Linked DNA regions of Homo sapiens: all the other regions are linked to region 3. The links are chromatin contacts, found by Hi-C or POLR2A ChIA-PET in ENCODE. All regions are on one chromosome and are shown on one strand. The core of a region is the stretch at or near the end of the contact, and the rest is flanking DNA. Distances in the headings are between cores, read along the strand shown. Region 1 holds the start of BNIP1 (BCL2 interacting protein 1). Region 2 overlaps CPEB4 (cytoplasmic polyadenylation element binding protein 4). Region 3 holds the start of FBXW11 (F-box and WD repeat domain containing 11).

Region 1 (3,801 bases), core at 779-3,278, 1.1 Mb after region 3:
ACATTAGCACACTGTGCTTGGTGCTTTTCATGTATTTTCTCATTTAATTCTCCAACCTGTGAAGTAGGCGCAATTGATTATCACCAGTTAGCTTCCGAGGAGACAGAGGCACAGGCATGCGAAGTGTGTGGTGGACAGGATTTGAGCCCAGGCAGATGCCAAGCCTGTGATACACTGCCTCTCTATTAGGTGCAGTGGGGTGATGAATACCTTACGAGAGGGTGTGTAGAGGGCTGTAGGGACACAGACAAGCACATAGCCCCGCTTACAACAGGTGGGGACCATATTGATTTTTTGGGGAAAAGATGGCTTTCAGTAGAGGCTGTGCCACTTTCTTTCTTTCTTTTTTCTTTTTTTTTTTTTTTTTTTGAGATGGAGTCTTGCTCTGTCGCCCAGGCTGGAGTAGTACAGTGGGGCGATCTCGGCTCACTGCAAGCTCCACCTCCTGGGTTCACATCATTCTCCTGCCTCAGCCTCCCAAGTAGCGGGGACTACAGGCGTCCGCCACCACGCCCGGCTAATTTTTATATTTTTAGTAGAGACGGGGTTTCACCGTGTTAGCCAGGATGATCTCGATCTCTTGACCTCGTGATCCACCCGCCTCGGCCTCCCAAAGTGCTGGGATTACAGGCATGAGCCACCGTGCCCGGCCTAGGCTTTGCCACTTTCAAGATAGGTAATCTTGCAACAGGGTTGATTGTTTTTTGTTTTAATTTACTCTAAGCCCTACTCCTGATCTGTGATAATAGTGTAGTACAATTTCAAGGGTGGTTGTGAGGATTAAGAGAGATGAACATGGTCGGGCACAGTGGCTCACGCCTGTAATCCCAGCACTTTGGGAGGCCGAGGCGGGTGGATCACGAGGTCAGTTCGAGACCAACCTGACCAATATGGTGAACCCCGTGTCTATGAAAAATACAAAAATTAGCTGGGCATGGTGGCACGCACCTGTAATCCCAGCTACTCAGGAGGCTGAGGCAGGAGAATTGCTTGAACCTGGGAGGTAGAGTTTGCAGTGAGCCAAGATTGTGCCATTGCACTCCAGCCTGGGCAACAGAGCGAGACTCCGCCACAAAAAAAAAAAAAAAAAAAGAGAGAGAGATGAACATTCAAGTCCTAAGCCTTTAGGTCCTCACAATCTATGCTTGCTGAAGTGACCCGAACAAATGCAGATGGAGTGGGGTCGAGTGGGGGAAACGCTTTCTAGGGAGAGGGAACACCACATTCTAAGGCTACACATCCAGAAGGAGCTTGAGCAATCCAGGAAGGGCGCAGGGTGCGGTGGCTGATGGCCGGGGTGGCTGATGGCCTTGAGGACCAGCTAAGAAACTTGGATTATTTACTAACAAAAATAAAAGAGCCACCATTTGTTGAGGGTTTGCTCTGACATTTCCATCAAAACTACCTTAGCAAGGTAGATTTAATAAATCCAGTTGTATACAAAAGGGAAACACGAGAAGCCATAGAAGGGCTGCATACAGGTAGGTGACTTGATCAATTTCGTGTTTTACAAAGATCCCTTAGATCATGTGTTGGAGTGATAGGAGGTACTCTACCGACCTGCCTTGAACTCCATACTTTAAAAAATATATGACGTTTATCATTTCCTCTTTTACTCCACAATTTATACTCACTGTAGAAAATATTAAAAATATAAGAAAGTTTGAAGAAACAAAAAATTATTACTGGTACTTTCCAGAGACATCTCAATTGATACTTTTCTTCCAGTCTTTTTTTTTCTATGTAAAAAATATATAGTTATTAGAATGCCTGACAGAAGGAAGATGGAAAGAGACCACTGTGAAGCGTTCTTGATATTCCCTCTTCCCTTCCTCTCCATGTTATTAGGGCCATACCAAGAGGAGAGGCTGATTTCCCTACACGTGTCAGGGAAAGTCCCAACTCTGCGCAGTGACCCTCGCTTGCCATTTTCGCCGGTCTCTAGGGGGCGCTGCCCCGAGACTGGGTGGGGAGGGAAAGAAGGTGGTGCGAAAACGCGTTTGAACTTGGGTCCTGCCGCTGCCCGTAGCCGGCGTCCCCAACATGGCGGCTCCCCAAGACGTCCACGTCCGGATCTGTAACCAAGAGATTGTCAAATTTGACCTGGAGGTGAAGGCGCTTATTCAGGTACTGATCCCGGGACCCCTGCCGGGCTCCAGCAGCCCTAACCCAAGCTCTGCTGGTCTGTGAGCTTGGCAGTGTCACTCCCGAACTTTCCCCACTTGGTTTCCCAGACCACAGGCTCCGCCCCATGGTCGGCTACCCCCCCGGTCCCCATTTGGTTGTGTCCCGGTGACTGCTGGCCTTGATCCTTTTTCCGGGTGCCGCCGGATCTCCCATCCCCAGAGCACCCCACTGTTCTCCGCCCCTGACTCAGCTACTGCTTCGGGGCTCGGCTTTGCCCCTTCCACCTGCAGCCCTGGTCGTCGCCCCGCCCCTGACTACCTCACAACCTACCTGTCACCCTGCTTGGCCCCGCCCTCTGACGCTGCTTCAGCATCCTCTGGTAGCGTCCGGGAGGCAGCTAGCCCCGCCCCCTGCTGGCCAGCTCTCCTGGCATCCAAGGCCACCTGGCACGGGAGGCACCGGGTGAAACGAATGTAACCTGGACCGTAGTTGTGATTTTATGCTTGAGGAAATCGAGTACGGCGCCAAGGCCTAGGTTAGAAGGCATACCTGGGTCAGTGGCAAAACTGGGACCTGGACTGTGAAAGTCAACCTAGGAATAACACCTTAGAGTGTTACCCCGTTTGAACAGATAGGAAATGAAGTGTTTCGCCTTAAGCCATTTAAGGGTAGAGGTAAAATAAACGAGTGGACTTAGGCAAGAATTGGGAGTGTAGACACGGTTCCATGAGTTCAGCAAAAAGAAACCGAGTTTTAAACCTTGTTTTTGCTTGTTTGTTTTTGTTTTTTTGAGACGGAGTCTCGCTCTGTCGCCCAGGCTGGAGTGCAGTGGCGCGATCTCGACTCGCGGCAAGCTCCGCCTCCCGGGTTCCCGCCATTCTCCTGCCTCAGCCTCCTGAGTAGCTGGGACTACAGGCACCCGCCACCACGCCCGGCTAATTTTTGTGTTTTGCTTAGTAGAGACGGGGTTTCACCGTGTTAGCCAGGATGGTCTCGATCTCCTGACCTCGTGATCCGCCCGCCTCGGCCTCCCAAATTGCTGGGATTACAGGCGTGAGCCACCGCGCCCGGCCTAAACCTTGGTTTTTAAAAATAATCATTTTCAACAAAGTCACTAAACATTAGATGTAGACTCAGAGTTTGTAACAAGGTGTGGCAAAAAGTGCAGGAAAATAGGGCTCCCCAGATAAACCAGATGCAGAATAAACCAAATTAGATGCAGAATAAACAAATACGGTGCAAAGAAGTGTGATTAAATGAATAAGCCAGAGAAAAAGTGAAATTTGATGCAGATATTTAAAACTTCTTGAACTTCACTTCTCTGATGTATACATTACAAAACTTCTGGGCCAATTATAGAAAAATAAACAGGTTTCATACAAATGAAATTACATTTTCACATAATCTAAATTGCTTAGGCATTCTTCTGTACTCTTTCTAACATTTGGGTTCTTGTCATTGCTGATGAGAAAGACTGATTATAGCTGGATGTATTGCGTTCTTACCGTTTTCCAGCAGCTCTGCTAAGTGCTTTACATACATACATAATCTATGATGTTCTATGAGGTAAGTAGTGTTGTGATAAGGAAACTCAGACACAGAGAATTTAAATAACTTTCCAGGTAACTTTACACAGCTCATAAGTTGCTACAGCCAGGATTCGAATCCACCTGG
Region 2 (3,791 bases), core at 864-3,363, 1.9 Mb after region 3:
GAGTACATCTGTTTTCAGCCTTCTGAAGCATAGGTTGGACACAGTGAAATAAAGATTCATGAGTTAGTATTATATTCAGTGTATAGAGAGACCTCTGAAAATTAGGGAGCCTTTTTTTCTTTTCTGTATGTGAAGGGAATAAAGAGACAAAAATAGTGCTTAAAAATTAGACGTCAGACAGAATATAACAATCCACAGTTTCATGATAGTGGTTGAGTATTTTAAATTCAATATATGAAAACAATATAATATTCAATTTGCTTCATTTCACTAGAAAGCCAAAATGAGACAGCAAAATTATTGAGAGAACAAAGGCAATCTACAGACTGTCAAAACATTATAGTTGTTCTTCAGATATGAAATTATGACTTAGATATCATATTATTCCTTTGAATAGTGTGAAAATGGAGTCTTTTTCTCTTCATATTGTTGTAGAATATATGTTGCTTTCAGATTTTTGAAAGAAAGGCTCAACATATCCACCACAATTCCTCTGAGTTTCAGGCATTTCAAGTACTTAATTTGAATGTAAGCAATAATGATTGCATTCAGAAATGCAAGTTGTTTAAAGTGCCAGTCTTTTACATATCCCCATGGTGCCCAGGAAACCTATTGCATATGTAGAGGAAGTAGTGGAAGCATGTTATACATCACTGCCTCACGTGTTTCATGCATCGCTTTATTTTAAGAGCTATGGATCTACTCCAAAAATGCTATGTATTTAATTCCTGACTGCCAAAGGTGTTGTGACCTTGCATTTTAAAACACTTTCATATTTTTTCTTGCTTTATCTACGTGTTAAATTTAGAGACCCTTCCCTGACTATTTTTCATTGCTGTAAATTTGTTTGAAACAAATGCTTAAATGAGTGGGCAAGTGATGATTCCATCTGTGCTTCTTTTCTTTGTTGCTAAGCAAAAGAATTTATAATAACCTTTCTAGAAGAAAATCATGAAACTCAAGTTGAAAGTTTAGTACACAAAGCTTGTTTCATCAGTTTTATAAAAGTTTTTTTTATATCATTGTAAGAGAGTGGCTGTGGGGATTATTTAAATTCTGTATCTTTACAGTTGGGATAGAATTTAGTGCTACTTAAAAATATGTAATAAATAATAGGAAACCTTAACTTTTCTTTCGATACACCATTTTACTAATATTCCTATATTCCAAATTGCAGTCACTTAGTTGACTTAGAGAACACATGTTGTATACTGGTAGAGAGGCATTAGAACAAGTATTTTATACAGATACTGACTCTGTGCAGGCTGAAATAGCTCTGGAAACCTGCTATGAGAGTTGCTAAATTTTGTCACTTATTTATTTCATATGTTATAAATTTGAAGTAATTTGGGAATAAATAATTTTTTTTCAAAATGAAAGGAAGTCCTACTAAAATAGGTTCTGTTGCTTTAATATTAGAATGATTTATTTCAGGTAGGAATGGTGGGGAGAGTATATAATTTCTTACAGTATTTAACCTTTTTCTATTTAAATTGGTTTGCCTGTGGCAAAATAAGAACAGATTACTGGTACCCTAACCTCCAACCTTTTTAAAGGATTAGATGGACATTTTCCTTTAAGGGACATTTAATGGGGCAGATTCAAAGTACCATAAAGAAGAAGTGGATAGGCTGGGCGTGGTGGCTCACGCCTGTAATCCCAGGGCTTTGGGAGGCCAAGGTGGGTGGATCACCAGGAGTTCAAGACCAGCCTGGCCAACATGGTGAAACCCGTCTCTACTAAAAATGTAAAAATTAGCAGGGCGCGGTAGCGGGCGCCTGTAATCCCAGCTACTTGGGAGGCTGAGGCAGGAGAACCGCTTGAACCTGGCAGGCGGAGGTTGCAGTGAGCCAAGATCAAGCCATTGCACTCCAGCCTGGGCGACAAGACTGAAACTCCATCTCAAAGAAATAAAAAAGAAGAAGAAATGGATAACGCAAACCAGTTAATTTTACTCGGATTTATAATCAAATTTCTCCTTCCAAGTAAATTATTAGTGTGTGGTATCAAATGTGTCTGGCGAATTGAGGGATCTTTAAATATCATTAAGTCTTTAAGACTCAGAGTCGGCCGGCAGCTGCCTGCGTGTCTGGCTGAAGCCTTCCTGAACTAGGCTGGCTCTTTCTTGCTCGGTTTGGATGATACCAAGTAATTCAAAGTAGCGTAACAGGGGAGTGACTTAAGTCTCCTAAGAATTAGAAAGTTGCCTTAATTCTCAAAGCCTCATAAGTAATGGAGGACGTTAAATAGCAAAGAGTATAATTTAAACTGGGCTACAATTAAATGTGTGTGTGGCTATGTAGGAATGAAGCGTGTTTCTTCTCCTCCTGTACTCTCCCTCTCTTGACTGCGGAAATGGAACATCCTAAACAGTCTTTCTCTTGCCTTGGCTTAGCTGTGCTGTAGGATGGGACCTGGGCTTCTGTGTTGAGGTAACTTCTATTGTGAGGAAGAAGAGGGCGAAATTGTGTGGCATGATTTTTTTGTATGAAAAGTGAAGGGCCTATTCTTAATTTTGAACAACTGCCTGCTTTCTGATTTACTTTTGATCCGGATTTGTTGGATTCCTCACTGTACTGTGTAGGTTGAGCTTACAAAGGTGTGGATTTTGAGCAGTGCGATTACCCCCTTTCAGATTTGGGGTTGCTGTTGTTTTTGTCTTTGGGTTTTTATAAGGCGGGGAGGGTAAGGGGAAATGCCTAGGAAAGAAAATCATGTGATGTATGTGAATGCCGACATCGTCATAGGATCGGACTGAAGCCTTTCTCCCTCTAGCCTCTGAATGGAAACCAACTCAGTTCAAACTAAATGCATCTTGTGCATGGGCCAGATCCTCATCTGCCCCGTTTACTTACATAACACATACTAGTCAATCGAAAATAGTGATCCTCTGCCCTCTACCTGCCACACATTCGTGATTGAATATTTAACCCTTGTTTTTATTTGGTCTGAAAATCAAATAAGCAGTTGCCACAAAGGGGGAATTTGTCTTATGTCATCCATGATGTGGGTCCGTAATTACTTAAGCAGCCCCTTTATCTTAATCCTGAACATTGAACACAAGGAATCCTATTTTGAGGCCATGAAAATCGGTTATCGTTTTATTCTTTGTTACCTGAGTGAGAGGTGAGGGTAACGGTGGGCGAGTAGATGGGGGAAGTATTATAATAGTAAACTTTTAATGTTATTAGAAGGTTAAACATACATTTAAAAGATTTTTTTAATACATAATTTTTTCTTTTCAGTTGTAGTAAAGTTCCCTTATAATATGGTTATTATGACTTAATATTGTTTGACATACATTCAGGGCAGGGATTTAACTATGTGTGGTAGATAAAAACTTAGAGATAAATAAGAAAACAAGCAACAATCAGGTAACAAATTAACAAGTACTTTTCTTTAATGTTTTGCTTTGTCATATTAAGTTTTGTGTACAATTTAAGCTTATGTTTTACCATCTGGACAGGCAAAAATAGTAATCTCCACTCAGAAATGAAATCAGAATGACAATTAAGTAGTAAGATTTTCAGACTTTGTCCACAGTTTGTCAATGATAAATATTAGGGACCTTCCTACTGTAAAAAAGAGAAGGGGCCCCACAATATTTATGGGGATACATGTCATTCATGTGCCACATCTAAATTAATAGAGTGTATTGTGCACCTTTAATAGTGTCACTTGGTTTTTCTGTTTTCCTTCTATAATAAAATTCTATAGAGGTGACTCTTGCTGTCTCATTTCCTGGCAGCTACAAAAACAGCCCAAATATCTGCTTAATAAAAAAGCCCTTT
Region 3 (3,688 bases), core at 731-3,230:
TTTCGATATGAAGTACTTCTGTTGTAAGTACATGCACTGTGTGTACATTCTTAAGAATATGTAATATACTTAGTCGATTTAAGATAGTTACCAAAATAACCCACTACAAAAGTTACAGAATACCAAACACTTGACTACAAGTATGATAAATTATGCTGAAAAGGAAAAATCACTCAGTATGTGACATCCCTTTGAAAACAACCCCACGTGCACACACACACACACACACACACACGCATGCAAAAATCAAAAACTATCAGTTTCTTTTTTTCCCTCCTAGTTTTCAAGAATGCTAGAGAAGTCCAGTTCTGTGAATTATGCAAAGGACAGCAAACATTAAGCTGCCTCCATATTTATGCTACTGTACTTCCATTTTTAAAACAAGCATCTCAACTCCCCAGACACCATCATCCACAGAAACCATGCAGCTATCCAACAGACTTTCAGTGTCACCATTTATTATTTATAGCGTTAAATGGGGGAAGTGGCTCTGATGTCACCAACCCTACCCAGTGGAATCACTGACTCAATAAACATTTTCACACTGAAGAAAATCTGGCTAGGAAAACATTTTGCTGGGTTAAGTAGATTCTTCCACCTCTCCTCTCAACCCTGGGGAAGAAGTTGTTACCGTGTTAGGAAAGATACAAAGAAACTGTCAAGGCTTCCATAGGAAGAAATCCTGGACATGTCCATTTGCTGATGCAGACTTCCTCTTCCCAGCTCTCCAGAGCCCAATTTGATTTCCCTCATGTTCACGTTGGCAGGTAATATCTGCCATATTTTATTTCTTCCACCAAATCATCCATCAATTAGCAAATTCTTCACTTCTAGCCACTCTCTCACTGTCCTGTTCCTAAAAACCCCTTCTGGTTTCAAATCCTAAAGCTTCGGAGGAGGGTGGAGGGTGTCCACGGACCGGGAGTCTGGCCTGGCTGCCAGTGGTTTCTAACAGAAGAGTGGTCGCTTCCCCCGGGGGCCAAGGATTCCCCTCTTTTTTTTTTCTTTCTGAGAAGAAAGACCTCGCGGCAGTGATGAGGATGGCTCCCTCCCCAGTCATCTCCAATTTCCCAAAGCAGCTCTGGAAAACGTGAAGTTGCGCCTTCTCTTTCCTGGAGGATGGAATCCAGAGTACCTGGGCCCTTGCTATGCAAACATCCCTCTCCGCCGGGTAGGAAACCCTTTGTCCGAGAAGCCGGACACCACAAGGGCCCGGGAAAGAGGCCTCCTTATCCGCCACAGCCTCAAACCCGAAAGCTCCCTGCCCCCCCAGCTCTGTAGGGCCTATCCTGGCATCCACACAGACCTAGGCTGGGGAGTGGGTGCTGAGACCTCTCCTAGGACGCGGAGGCCCAGGCGGCCCCAACCCATCTCCGTACTCCTTCCCACCATCTCACTCGGCCTGAGTGGGGCTTGCAAGCGCGGTGCGGGCCTGGGCCGAAACAGAGGAAAGAAAAAAAAATCCCTTTCTAAAAGAAGGAGAATGGGGTGCTAGAGCGAGTGCGACCTAAGTCTACAGCATAAACGAGCGAGGGTCGTCCGAGAGCTGGGACCGGAGACGGGACCAGGGGGAGGGGGAGAAGCGAGGGGCATGGAGGGGGCCGGGCCAGGACCGGCCGGAGATGTCGAGGGATCAGAGGAGCCCGCGCCAGGTCCGAGGCCAGGGAAGGCTGGGGGCCCGGGTCTGGGTCGAGGCGTCTGGGAAGGGCCAGAGCCGGCCTCGCACCGGACGTTGAGGTGGGCAGGCCCGCCCGGGGCCGGACGGACGGAAGCACAGACGGTCCAGCGGGCCGCACTCACCATGAGCTCGATGGTCTTGTCCTCAATCACCGAGTCGGGCTCCATGGCGGCCCCGGCGGCCCCGCCTCGCTCTCCCCGCGCAGCAGCGAACGGCCCGGGCGGAGGAGGCGACGGCGGAGGCGGCAGAGGCGGAGGCGGCTATCGCACCCACTCTAGCTGCCAGCCCGCCCGGGCCGCCGGCAGCTCCGCCCTCCCCCTCGGCGAACGCAGTACGCAGATCGGGGACTACACCTCCCAGCAGGCGCCGCGGCCCGCAGAGCGTTGTGGGACCGAGCCTCTGACACCAGGTTGCTGGCTCTTGGCAGCCCGAAGCTGAACTCCGAGCTGAGAGTAGCACTGGACGGTGGGCGTAGGACGTGCAGACCTGAAGAGTTAAGAGCTTGCTCATGGCAGGGCCTCGAGAGCGCCACGACTACGTGTCCCAGAAAGCCGTGCGCCCGGGTTGTCCTTCCGGCTAGCTTCTCTTGACTTCCTGGCAGCCCAAGGCTGCCCAGACCGGGACGGAAACTCCGAGGCAACTCCTCACTTGTCGGAGGTCCTGCGTATGCGACCCATTTCCGCACATGCGCGGTCCATGCCGCAGTGCTCCCTAGACGCCTAGGTAGCTGCGCGGCCCGTCCGGCAGTGTCTGATGGTAGGGGCAGATGGTGGAGACAGGTGGGTTCTAGGTGCGTTAGGAAGGTGTATAGACCTGGGGCTCAGGTGTGGGAAGGGGCCAGCGAGTGAGAGAAGCTCGGCCTGGGGAAGAGGCTCTGAGAGGATGGGCATCCCAGGAGTGAGAGTTTCGAGATTTCTTCGGGAAAGACGGGGTTTTGGGAAATGTGCTGTGGTGCTGTCTGTATGTCACACGATCTGCGAGGAGCTGCGAGATTAAAGGGGACGTGCGTATATCGAGCCCCTCATTCATTCGTTCAGAAAATGGTTATTTTTTAAGCATCCAGCTTCCGCTGCGTACCGTTCTAGGCGCTGAGAATCAGCTCTGAACATGACAGACAAGGCTCCTGTTCTCATGGAGCTTAATTCTGGTGGAGGGACGACAGACACTAACCAAAAGAGTGGCTAAGAAGGAACACACAAGCGGAGACTCCTTCTAGTGAACTCAGCCTCCAACTCTGTGTAACTTAGGTCTGTCCGTGCCCTCTAACCAAATCCCACCAGGAAGACACGGATCGTTGAACAAGCTGGGTTTATTACTAGTTGCAGTGACTGAGAACACACATTGAGGAACGATAGGGCCTCTCGGTAAGAGTTGTTAGTGATTTGGGAGAGGGTTTAAGGAAGTGAGAGCTTCACTGGATTAGATACTGTCAGGAAGAGAGGGTCGTTCCATGATTGAGCATCTCAGTTCATCTTATCTAGAGGAAGGGAATTCTAGATTGAGGCTAAAGCTGTGCAGATAAAGAAACAGCAGCCTGGCCGGGCGCAGTGGCTCACGCCTGTAATCCCAGCACTTTGGTAAACCGAGGCAGGCGAATTGCTTGAGCGCAGGAGTTCCAGACCAGCCTGGGCAACATGGCGAAACTCTTCTCTACAAAAAATACAAAAATGAACCGGGCCTGGTGGTGCGCGCCTGTCATCTCAGTTACTTGGGAGGCAGAGGTGGGACGATCGCTTGAGCCCAGGAAGTGGAGGTTTCAGTGAATGGAGATCGCACCACTCCACTGTACCCTGAGTGATAGAGCCAGACCTTGTCTCAAAAACGAAAAAAAAAAAAAAAAGTGCAGCAGCAGCTCCCTCATATTAGCCAAGTGGGGATGTTGAGTCATTTTTTGTGGTTTGGACAATCATCAGGTTTTATCTTTTTATCGTGTTTAGACCTGATTATAGAGTGGTCTTGTATTTGTCTGGATCTATCATGGTCACAGAATGACCTCGTCTGATGTTGATG

Evidence for each region. Hi-C counts contacts between places; a loop is a spot of excess contacts on that map. ChIA-PET counts read pairs that join two places held with the same protein, here RNA polymerase II (POLR2A). Pooled maps may share reads with other maps.
Region 1: a map of B cell shows a loop between it and region 3 (5-fold over the local background). The contact joins the promoter of BNIP1 here to the promoter of FBXW11 in region 3. A Hi-C loop is called at or near these places in 3 of 168 maps with a recorded cell type or tissue (B cell, CD8-positive, alpha-beta T cell and naive thymus-derived CD4-positive, alpha-beta T cell) and 13 of 50 pooled maps. POLR2A ChIA-PET finds 5 or more read pairs at or near these places in 2 of 52 experiments (CD8-positive, alpha-beta T cell and T-cell).
Region 2: a loop to region 3 is called in a map of naive thymus-derived CD4-positive, alpha-beta T cell, with 8 times the contacts of the local background. The contact joins the enhancer-like site here to the promoter of FBXW11 in region 3. A Hi-C loop is called at or near these places in 1 of 168 maps with a recorded cell type or tissue (naive thymus-derived CD4-positive, alpha-beta T cell) and 8 of 50 pooled maps. POLR2A ChIA-PET finds 5 or more read pairs at or near these places in 2 of 52 experiments (CD4-positive, alpha-beta T cell and MCF 10A).

What each region holds. Positions count from the first base shown.
Region 1 is chr5:173,142,503-173,146,303 of GRCh38, forward strand. It overlaps BNIP1 (BCL2 interacting protein 1), which reads left to right and starts at 2,029. Exons shown (of 6, transcript NM_001205.3): 1 at 2,029-2,127. The coding sequence starts at 2,044. RefSeq lists enhancers at 2,222-2,750, 2,692-2,761.
Region 2 is chr5:173,915,823-173,919,613 of GRCh38, forward strand. The region is part of intron 2 of CPEB4 (cytoplasmic polyadenylation element binding protein 4); the gene reads left to right. Among named protein-coding and RNA genes, the nearest start is that of CPEB4, 29 kb to the left of the region's middle. RefSeq lists an enhancer at 2,181-2,440. Within about 2 kb of position 2,114, at least 39 of the 41 ENCODE cell types and tissues checked have a DNase peak (open chromatin) inside an H3K27ac peak, as active enhancers do; they include CD4-positive, alpha-beta T cell, where a contact is called at or near this core.
Region 3 is chr5:172,004,658-172,008,345 of GRCh38, forward strand. It overlaps FBXW11 (F-box and WD repeat domain containing 11), which reads right to left and starts at 1,981. Exons shown (of 14, transcript NM_001378974.1): 1 at 1,801-1,981. The coding sequence starts at 1,845. RefSeq lists enhancers at 1,146-1,265, 1,865-2,492, 2,036-2,305 and silencers at 1,606-1,715, 1,726-2,005.